Linked DNA regions of Mus musculus: regions 2 and 3 are each linked to region 1. A link is a contact called in ENCODE Hi-C or POLR2A ChIA-PET data. All regions are on one chromosome and are shown on one strand. The core of a region is the stretch at or near the end of the contact, and the rest is flanking DNA. Distances in the headings are between cores, read along the strand shown.

What was found. Hi-C counts contacts between places; a loop is a spot of excess contacts on that map. ChIA-PET counts read pairs that join two places held with the same protein, here RNA polymerase II (POLR2A).
Region 2: a loop to region 1 is called in a map of T-helper 2 cell, with 2.4 times the contacts of the local background. The contact joins the enhancer-like site here to the promoter of Trerf1 in region 1. A Hi-C loop is called at or near these places in 4 of 37 maps with a recorded cell type or tissue (T-helper 17 cell, T-helper 2 cell, left cerebral cortex and 1 more). POLR2A ChIA-PET finds 5 or more read pairs at or near these places in 1 of 5 experiments (embryonic stem cell).
Region 3: a loop to region 1 is called in a map of heart, with 1.9 times the contacts of the local background. The contact joins the enhancer-like site here to the promoter of Trerf1 in region 1. A Hi-C loop is called at or near these places in 1 of 37 maps with a recorded cell type or tissue (heart).

The regions. Positions count from the first base shown.
Region 1 is chr17:47,228,752-47,231,633 of GRCm38, forward strand. Trerf1 (transcriptional regulating factor 1) reads left to right here and starts at 1,479. Exons shown (of 17, transcript NM_172622.3): 1 at 1,479-1,565.
Region 2 is chr17:47,166,818-47,169,699 of GRCm38, forward strand. It overlaps a transcript of Trerf1 not described here. Among named protein-coding and RNA genes, the nearest start is that of Gm36715, 12 kb to the left of the region's middle. Within about 2 kb of position 1,459, at least 1 of the 3 ENCODE cell types and tissues checked has a DNase peak (open chromatin) inside an H3K27ac peak, as active enhancers do.
Region 3 is chr17:47,292,827-47,295,708 of GRCm38, forward strand. All of the region lies in intron 2 of Trerf1 (transcriptional regulating factor 1), which reads left to right. Among named protein-coding and RNA genes, the nearest start is that of Trerf1, 64 kb to the left of the region's middle. Within about 2 kb of position 1,370, at least 1 of the 3 ENCODE cell types and tissues checked has a DNase peak (open chromatin) inside an H3K27ac peak, as active enhancers do; it is heart, where a contact is called at or near this core.

The DNA.
Region 1 (2,882 bases), core at 229-2,728:
CAGTTCTTTTTGTGTGTGTGTGGTTTTTCGAGACAGGGTTTCTCTGTATAGCCCTGGCTGACCTGAAACTCACTCTGTAGACCAGGCTGGCCTCGAACTCAGAAATCCGCCTGCCTCTACCTCCCGAGTACTGGGATTAAAGGCGTGCGCCACTACTTCTTATCATTCTGAAACCCACTACTTTTGACACTGGCAACAACTTCCTTCTTTGTAGTTCTTTTTCTCTTCCTTCCTTTGATCCACGATAAATCTTTCGACTGTTCCCCCCACCCCCACCCCACCCCCGGCACCTACAATGTGCCACGCTCTGTATTTCCACAACACAAGGCTCCGACAGCATCAGTGAGCTGGTCACTGCACTGAGTATGTGCCGCTAGCTACTGAAGTCAGAGTGGCTGCAGAGGTGGTAAGAAATGACCCGACTTCAGAAGTGCTTTACAGTTAATACTGACGTCATTCACTGGAGGATTAGGTGTGGAACATGAAGGGAAGAAGAACCTAGGCTGGGTGACTCTGGGTGTTGCAGGATATTTGATCACATTATAAACCCTGAGGTGATCATACTGTGAACAATGGGGTTATGTTATTTACTGAAGTGGGGGGGGCTGTTTCTAGTTGTGGGGTGGCTCAGCAGACACACCCTTAGCACACAGCTTTAATCCCCAACAATGAACGTAAAGTTAGTTTGTCGAAGGAAGCAGCCATGTTTAAAAGTGATGTCTGATTGAGTGGCAGACAAAGTGACTAATCAGAGAAAGATTTGACAGAATAGGATCGGCCCAAGTTTCCCAAGAAGAGAGAGCGGTGCAGAGGAGGCAGTTTTAATGGGTGGTTTGTTCAGAGACAGGTTGCAGAGAGAGAACAAGCTAGACCCAGGTAAAGACAGAAAGAGCCAGAGAGTGAGAAGGAGCCAGAAGATTAGAACATAACTGTCAGAGTTAGTTTGAGGCCAAGCAGAGCAATTCAGGAGAAGCTGAGAGAAGCCAGACAGAATCAGTCAGCCTGGAGAGGAGTTTGAGCCAGAACAGCTCAGCCAGCAGAGCTCAGAAAGCCCTGGAAAGGGTAAGCTTACTCAGCAGTCAGTCTCAGAGGCTGAAGACACTCTAGGTTTAGATAATATTTTACAGAGGCTAGAAGCTTCCAGAGCTAGGCCTGGGTTAGCAGACTGAGGCAGTGAGCCTCTGGGACGACAATTACTCAAGGAAAAAAAAAAAAAACTCTGACAAGTGGCTTTGTTCCACACCTATCCGGCTACATGCTGTCTCACCAGAGGCCCAATCAAACATCCCAATCCCCAGCTCGACTCTCCTAAGTCCTGGCCTATCCCAGACCCCTTCCTCAGCAATGGCTCTGGGGCCTCTCAGAATGGCCCACCCAAGCTAACCCTGGCTTCCTCCCCAGCCCCAGCCTCATGTTGGCTACCTGTACCCTCGTCCGAGCCAGGTTTCCTAAATATGTTGTTTGGGTTGCTTCTACAGGCTCCAGCTCCAGAGGTCAGTGAAGGAGGAAGACACGGGAGCAAGACTACCCTGAAGGGCTCACCAGCGGTCTCAACCCTGAAACAGGTAACTCCTCTCAGGTTCTTGCAGTCAGAGCATGTGATTGTTGGCCAGGGAGGGGCCTGTGGTTGTCCATCTAATGCCTGCTGTTGTGGGAAGCACCTAGGAAAAGCAGAAGGGCTGTTGTGATCCTGGATTCCCACAGGTTTTGGGAAAATCATCTCTAGGAAATGGGCAGCGAACACACATGTGGGTTTTTAGCATTATCCGGAGTAGGGCAGATACTGTCTGTGTTTTCAGAGCTATAAAAAGTTATTTGTGGACTGAGTGGGGCATTTGGGAGGCACCGTGTGGACTGGGGTATGTGTTAATGGGGAGTTGTAGTTTTGGTGAGTATGCTGTAAGAATTTATTTTTGAGCCGGGCGTGGTGGTGCATGCCTTTAATCCCAGCACTCGGGAGGCAGAGGCAGGTGGATTTCTGAGTTCGAGGCCAGCCTGGTCTACAGAGTGAGTTCCAGGACAGCCAGGGCTATACCGAGAAACCCTATCTCGGAAAAAAAAAAAAAAAAAAAAAGAATTTATTTTTATCTATGTGTCAACTTATGTGTGTGGATTTGCGCACATGATTGTAGTACCCATAGCTGCCAGAAGAGGGTGCTGGATCCTCTAGAGCCAGTTCTGGGCAGCTGTGGTGTGAGTTCTGAGAGCCAAACTCTGGCCCTCTGCTAAGGCAATACATGCTCTTAACCTGCCGAACCACTTCTCCATGCCCTGCCGGTCAATCATGGCCGTCAGCTCGATGGCCGTGTAGAATCAGCTTGAAGACTCTTGTGTGAATGCTGGCGAAGACATTTCCTGAGAGGTATATCTGAGAAGGGAAGATTCAGCTTGACTGTGGGTGGTGCCATCTCAGAGCTGTGCTACCAGGCTGAATGAAAAAGAAGAAAAGGAGCTGCGTGCACGTGGTGGCCCCATCTTGGCACTTGGTGGTGGAGGCAGGAGGATCAGAGTTCAAGGTCATCCTCCGGTTTCATCGTGAGTTCAAGGCCAGCCTGGACTTTAGGAGACCCTTTCTGAGCTGGGAGAACAGAGATGGGGGGCCACATTGGAATTCATCACATTCTGTTCCCTGACTGGGTCTACAGTGTGGCCAGCTATATCACGCTCCCCGAACCGTGAGTCCCAGAGGGTCTGAACATCTCTAGTGTTTGTCATCTTTGGCTAGGAGACATTGCTTTCTCCCTCTAGAGAACAGGCACATGGCTATCATTCTTTGCTTGGCCTTTCAGAGGATCTCCCAGAAGGGTCTTATGTACAAGCAGAACCTTCAACTTTAGAAGATTTCTTTATTTTCTGTGTATAGGTATTTTGCCTCAGATCCC
Region 2 (2,882 bases), core at 209-2,708, 62 kb before region 1:
AAATCCAAGCCTCCACAGTGGCTTGAGTCTACCCCTCCCCCCTTTGCTCCCTCCCCGCACCTCCCTCTCCCCCTTTGCTTTTGTGTCACTATCTTCTGCTGTCCCCACAACCCCCCAACCCCAACTCTGGTCTCCTGGCTGTTCCTGCGTGTTCTCCTCAGGGCCTTTGCACAGTCTGAGTTGGGACCTGCTGCGGTCCCGAGGGCTGTCTGATCCCCGAATCCTTCTCCGCCTTAGTTGCAGCCTCTGCGCCTGCACGTTCTGATCTGCCTGGCTCTCTCACAGGCCTTTGTTTAGGTGCGTCTCTTTCTGAAGGGGCTTCTTCCTGCATTCGCCCTCTGCCTGGTTTCCCCATCTACCCACAGCCCCTGTGTGCGAAGATGTGCGCAGATCAGCCCTTGTTACGTGGACACCGTCCACCTGATTTTATTTTTTGGTAGAGGGTCGAGCACTGACCTGGAACCCCCACTAGCAGGCTGTAGACCAGTGAGGCGCAGGCTTCTATTTGCCCATCTCCAGCTTCCCGACCCTGGGACTACAAGCCAGCTATTCTCTTTTACCTCTCCGCGCATTTTTTTGCGGAACAAACTAAGACCTTTAAGCACGTTTGTTACTAAGAGCTATCCCTCAGCCTCGGCTGCCTTCTTTCCATGGTCATGATCTTTTATAGCCTATCTGCTTTCTCTCAGAACAAGAGGGTGTCCAGGGCAGCTTCCTGCGCCTGGCAAGTATGTCATAGGCACTCCATACGTGCATGCTGGATGCTCTGTCCTTGGGGTTTTGCTGGGGCCCCCGGCTCCTAGCATTTTCATTACATCTTAGGATTTGGAAAAAAATATCTGCCTGTAGGAATTTTTTTTTTTAATTAAGATTTTTATCGTTGCCACTCCCTTCCCCCTTCCAGTTCATTTAAGACTGTTATGAAACAAAACTCATTATGTTTCAGAATCTGACAGAGCTGAGGCCCCGGGGAGGGAGAGAGGAGGTGGAGGCGGCTTCGGGAGCTTCCACCATCGCCCCTGTCTTGTTTTTGCCCAGTGCTTTGGTTCATTTAGGATGGCCTACAGCCCTCACTGTTGAGGTGAGCAGGGACTCTCAGACTTCATGGGACCCATCAGTGTGAGAGAGGGAGGAACAACCATGGAGGGTTTCTCCGTCACAGTGTTCAGGGTGGGAGCATAAAGGAAGAAAGCTGGTGGAGAGAGAAGTGGGGGGGGGGAGGAGCTGAGGGGGGGATGCTGATAAGCACCGTCCTTTAAGTCACCGGAGAAAGGTGGCAAGTCGTCTTTCTCAGGAATGACATGGCTTTACCTCGGAATAACGAGTGTTTTCATCCGTTGGTTCAACAGCATTTATCCTGCGCCTGCTGTGTACAGATGAGTTTGTAGAGCCTATTGGGCCTGGGCCGGGATGGAGTTAGGTCTCCCTCCAACCACTGTATGGCTGGCAGCAGAAGGGACTCTTTCAGAGGAACTGGGTGTGACCCTTTGGCTCCGAGCCAGTGTGTTGGACTTATCTCAGCCCGTGGGTTCCTGGGAAGTAGTCAGCAGGCTGGGAATAATTAATGTGTAGAGGGGAGGTAGGCTGAGGAGGAAGTGGAGGGGCCTCCTGGATTTCTTTTCTAAACATTCCCTAAGTGAATTCATCCTTGTGTTATTTTTTGAGACGACATGATCTGATGTAGCTCAGGCTAGCCTCCAACTCACCACGTCGCATTGGATGACTTTGGACTACGGATCCTCTGGGACACCCGGCGCCTTCGGTTTTCATGTGTTGAGGCAGATGAGTGCTTGACTTCAGCAGGTCCGGGTTAGTTTGTTTGTTTGATTTTACGCTTTAGGACCGCAGCTCTTGCTTCCCTCTGAATTGTGGAAGGGAGTCGAGTGATATTCTCAGATCATTTGCAGGGAGAGGCTGTGGAACGCAATAACTGCTGCACCCTTAATATATGCACTATGAGATGCGGGACTCCGATAGCTAGTGGATGCTCGAGGAGAGCGTCCACTGGAAGGCCCCACCTAGGCTCAGCATCCCATCTGCAGGTGGAGTAGCAGCGCCATCCTTCTTATCCCTTCTCTCCTGGGACCATAACGGTTTCAGAAAAAGACCAACTGAATGAGCGTAGTAGTCCAGTGTGCAGAAGGAAAAACACAGTTGTGGGATGAGGCTGTCTTATTGATAAACACAGGGGTGAGTGACGCATTCCCGGGTTGCTTACTGATATCAGGAGTGGTTGGCATTGGAAGCAGATTGACATGACCTGTAGTTTGGGGCGTGTAGCTTTCTTAGTTGATCAGAATAGAAGCCCCAAGTCCTGCTTTGAGGCCCAGCAGTTTGTTATCATAACAGCATCTTCACAAGCTACCCTGGCTTCCATTTGTGTTTCTGGTCCCAAGTGACACAGCAAGCCCTTACCAGCTGTCTCCCACTGCAAGCCAGTGCGTGCAGGATGCTGCGCTGTTCTAGAGTCTGTGCGACCGGGTACGAGCTATCCACACCGTGGGAGCAGGTCCAGAAGGATGTCAGGAGGCTGTGTGGTCTGTGTCACACACGTGTCACACATGTATGCTGATGTGTGCGCACACTGGCTGGGTGAATCTAGGCAGGCAGAACATGGTGGTGCCCCCTGTCAACCTATCGGGTGTCACCAGCCAGCCACTCCGAGGTGAGTCTGTTGTCACTGCAAGTAGGGGATAGACAGTGGGGTGACTTTGTACTCTGAAGTTCTGCTCCCCAAGTCGAAGGGGAGAATTTCTGGAGCAAAGTGTGGAGCCTGAGGAGCAATGTGGACAGGCTGGGAGCAAAAGCAGGAAAGGGGAGAGGCTCCAGGCGGGGGCCATGTTGCAGGAGAGAGAGTGGAAAGGATCTGGGTCTAGACCTGG
Region 3 (2,882 bases), core at 120-2,619, 64 kb after region 1:
GTATTTCAGGCCAGGCCGGTCTACAGAGTGACATCTTTTCTCAATCAATCAATAAATAAATATCAAACGATCAGAGGCAAGACACAGCTCATGGCTAGCCATTGCTTGCAGCAGGTATCAGCCTTGGGTTCTTGAAAAGAGCCTGAAATATCCCATCCTCCATACACACTCCTGTGTCCTGTTCTGTGATGTGCCACGAGAGGTGCTGGAGCCTCTCGCTGTGGTCTGTTCCCTTATGGAGCCTTATGAAGGGCGGTCTGGCTGCCCATAACCATGGTCCTCTGGCCAGGGAAGAAGGATCTTCAACATCCATTCACCTCCATTCTGTGTGTGCACCAATTACGCATGGGGTGATGGGCGTGCCATAGCAGGAGCGCAGGGTCAGAGGTCAGCTCTTTGGACTCCCTTCCACTGTTACATGGTCTCCAGGGAATCAAGCTGAAGTTGCCGGATTTATGTGGCAGACACCTTTACCCACCAAGCCATCTTCCCGCCCCCGCCTTCAGCTGTCTTCGCCTCTGCTTGGTGGTTTTCTGCACTACCAGGTTTATCTCAGGCCACTTCCTGATTTGATATCGATCAGGTACCCACTTTTGCCTCAGGGACTGCTACTTTTAGTGACTCTGGGCTCTGTGTGGTGAACGTGTAGCATCAAAAAGGCATAGCCAAAGAGTTGCCTAAAGAACCAAATATCTTCACTTAGAAAGGAAGCTGAGGGAGAGAGTGCTGTGCCTGTGAGGGGTCAGGGAAGGCTTCCTGGAGGAGGAAGACTTGCATTGAGTCAGTGGCTCCAGTAGGTGAGATGGCAGCAGAGGGAGTTTGGGTTCTACAACGTTTGGCTGTAGAAATGGTGGGGTCTAGTCTTAGAGACCAGTAACTGTTCTCATAGGCAGTAAGTGCCAGCTAGTGGCTTCCAGGCCCACAGATGGCCTCCATGGCCCCTCCCGAAGGTTCCGCCAGCTGTTAGCATATCCAAAGTCCTATGAAGTCCTACTGTGTGCCCCCAGGCTCCTGAGTCGTCTAGCCATCCACAAACATCATCAACTTGTGTGCTTCTGCCTTAAGTTTTCCCAGAACCTGGGTCACCAAGCTCAGGAATTGGCATCTTTCTCTAAAACTGTAAGGACCAAACTCTATTCAAACTACCTCGTGTTGCTTGGTTGTTTGGGGAGGGAGGGGGTTGCTAGGCAACCTGGGTAAGGGGGTGGATGGGATTAGGGAAAGGTTTTTCTCTTCCCATACAGTTAGGAGAAGGTGTCCTGATGTTCTCAATCAAATGAGTGGCTAGGCCCATACGCCTGGGGCTAGAGGCCCAACCCCACCAGTAAACCTCAGAGTCTATTAACAGCCTCTCTGCTGGGTGAGTCACCCTTCCTGCCCCTCCTTACCTCTACTTACTCAGGGCTCTGAGGCCAGACTGATCCTTCCATCCAGCTGGCTTGGCCCAGGGCGAGCTCAATGAGATTAACTATTTAACTATTTCCCACTGGTGAATTCCCCGAGGCAGCTGAGCCCTGGTTGAAGCAAGGGCTTGTCCTGGATACACCCATGGAGATAATTCCAGAACCAGGAAGCAGGGTGCAGCGCATCCAGGACTGTCTGAGGAGCCTGGGGTGCCAGAGGCACTGGGTATAAAGCCAGGAGGTGTCCCGGGCTGAGGGCCCCTGTGCTGTCAGGGTTACATAATAGCTGACAGAAACATGCTCTCAAGTGAGTCTTTAAGTGCTCCTCTGGAGACTGGCCATCAGCACAGCATGATGACAGAGTGAATGTCTTGCTCCTAAAACTACCTTAAGTCCCTGACCTGCACTGGTCGTAACACGTGCGCCATTCTGATATGTTCTGATTTCTGTGTTTACTTGTTTGCGTGTGGACATTTGAGGCAGGGTCTCTCAAACTCTGTAGCCGAAACTGGCCTTGAGCCCAAGATGCTCCTCCCCTGTCAGCCACCATGGTCAGCTATGTATTTTTTACATGTGTGTGCATGTGTGCATGCCTGTGTGCATTTGTGTGTGCGCGCACGTGTGCTTGTGCATGTGGAAGCCAACGGACAATCTCAAGTGTCTTCCTTGTCTTTTATGACAACCGCCCCTTGGCCTGGAACTCCCAGATTAGGCCAGTGAACTCCAGGAATCCTCCCTGTCTCCACTGCCCAGCGTTGGGTACAGTGTCCAAGGAGGCCAGAAGAGACGGGGTTAGGACCCTGGACTGGAGTTACAGGTCATTTGAACCATCATGTGCGTGCTGGAAACCAAACCCAGGTTGTCTGGAAGAGCAGCCAAGTGCTTTTAACTGCTGAGCCTTCTCCTCAGCCTTCCTCCCCACAATGGGCTGCTCTTTGGGGACCCTCTAAGATACCAGTGTGGAGGAGGATCTACTGTTTCAAGCCCTGGTCCAGGATTTTTGGGGTGTCCCGGGGAGCACCTAGAGAAACTCCTCACACTGAGTTCCCTCTTGAAGCTCAGGGTCCTGTGTTCTGCAGAAGCAGAGCCTGGGGTATAGGACAGGAAGTCACTTGCCCAACAGGGTCCCAGAGCTGGCCCTTCTCTGTTTGGTCCAGCTTATCTTTTTGTGAGGTTTGCATTTCCTGAATCTTCGGCAGCTGGATGGGGGTGGGGAGTAGGGTAGGGGAAGTGGGCTTAAAGGAGCCCTATCTGAGACTGTTTAAATTTCCGGTGACGAGGAGATATTAAATATTATTTACAGTAGTCTGTGAGCCTGGAATCCAGCAGACACAGGGGGGAGACTCGGTTGGAATCCAGAAGACCAAGAGGAGAGGAAGGGATGGCCACGTGAGGGCTAGTCAGAGGCAGCAAGACACAGTGATGACACAGAAATAAATGGGAGTTTGTGTTCTCCCGCCTCCACGGGACTCCATGGAG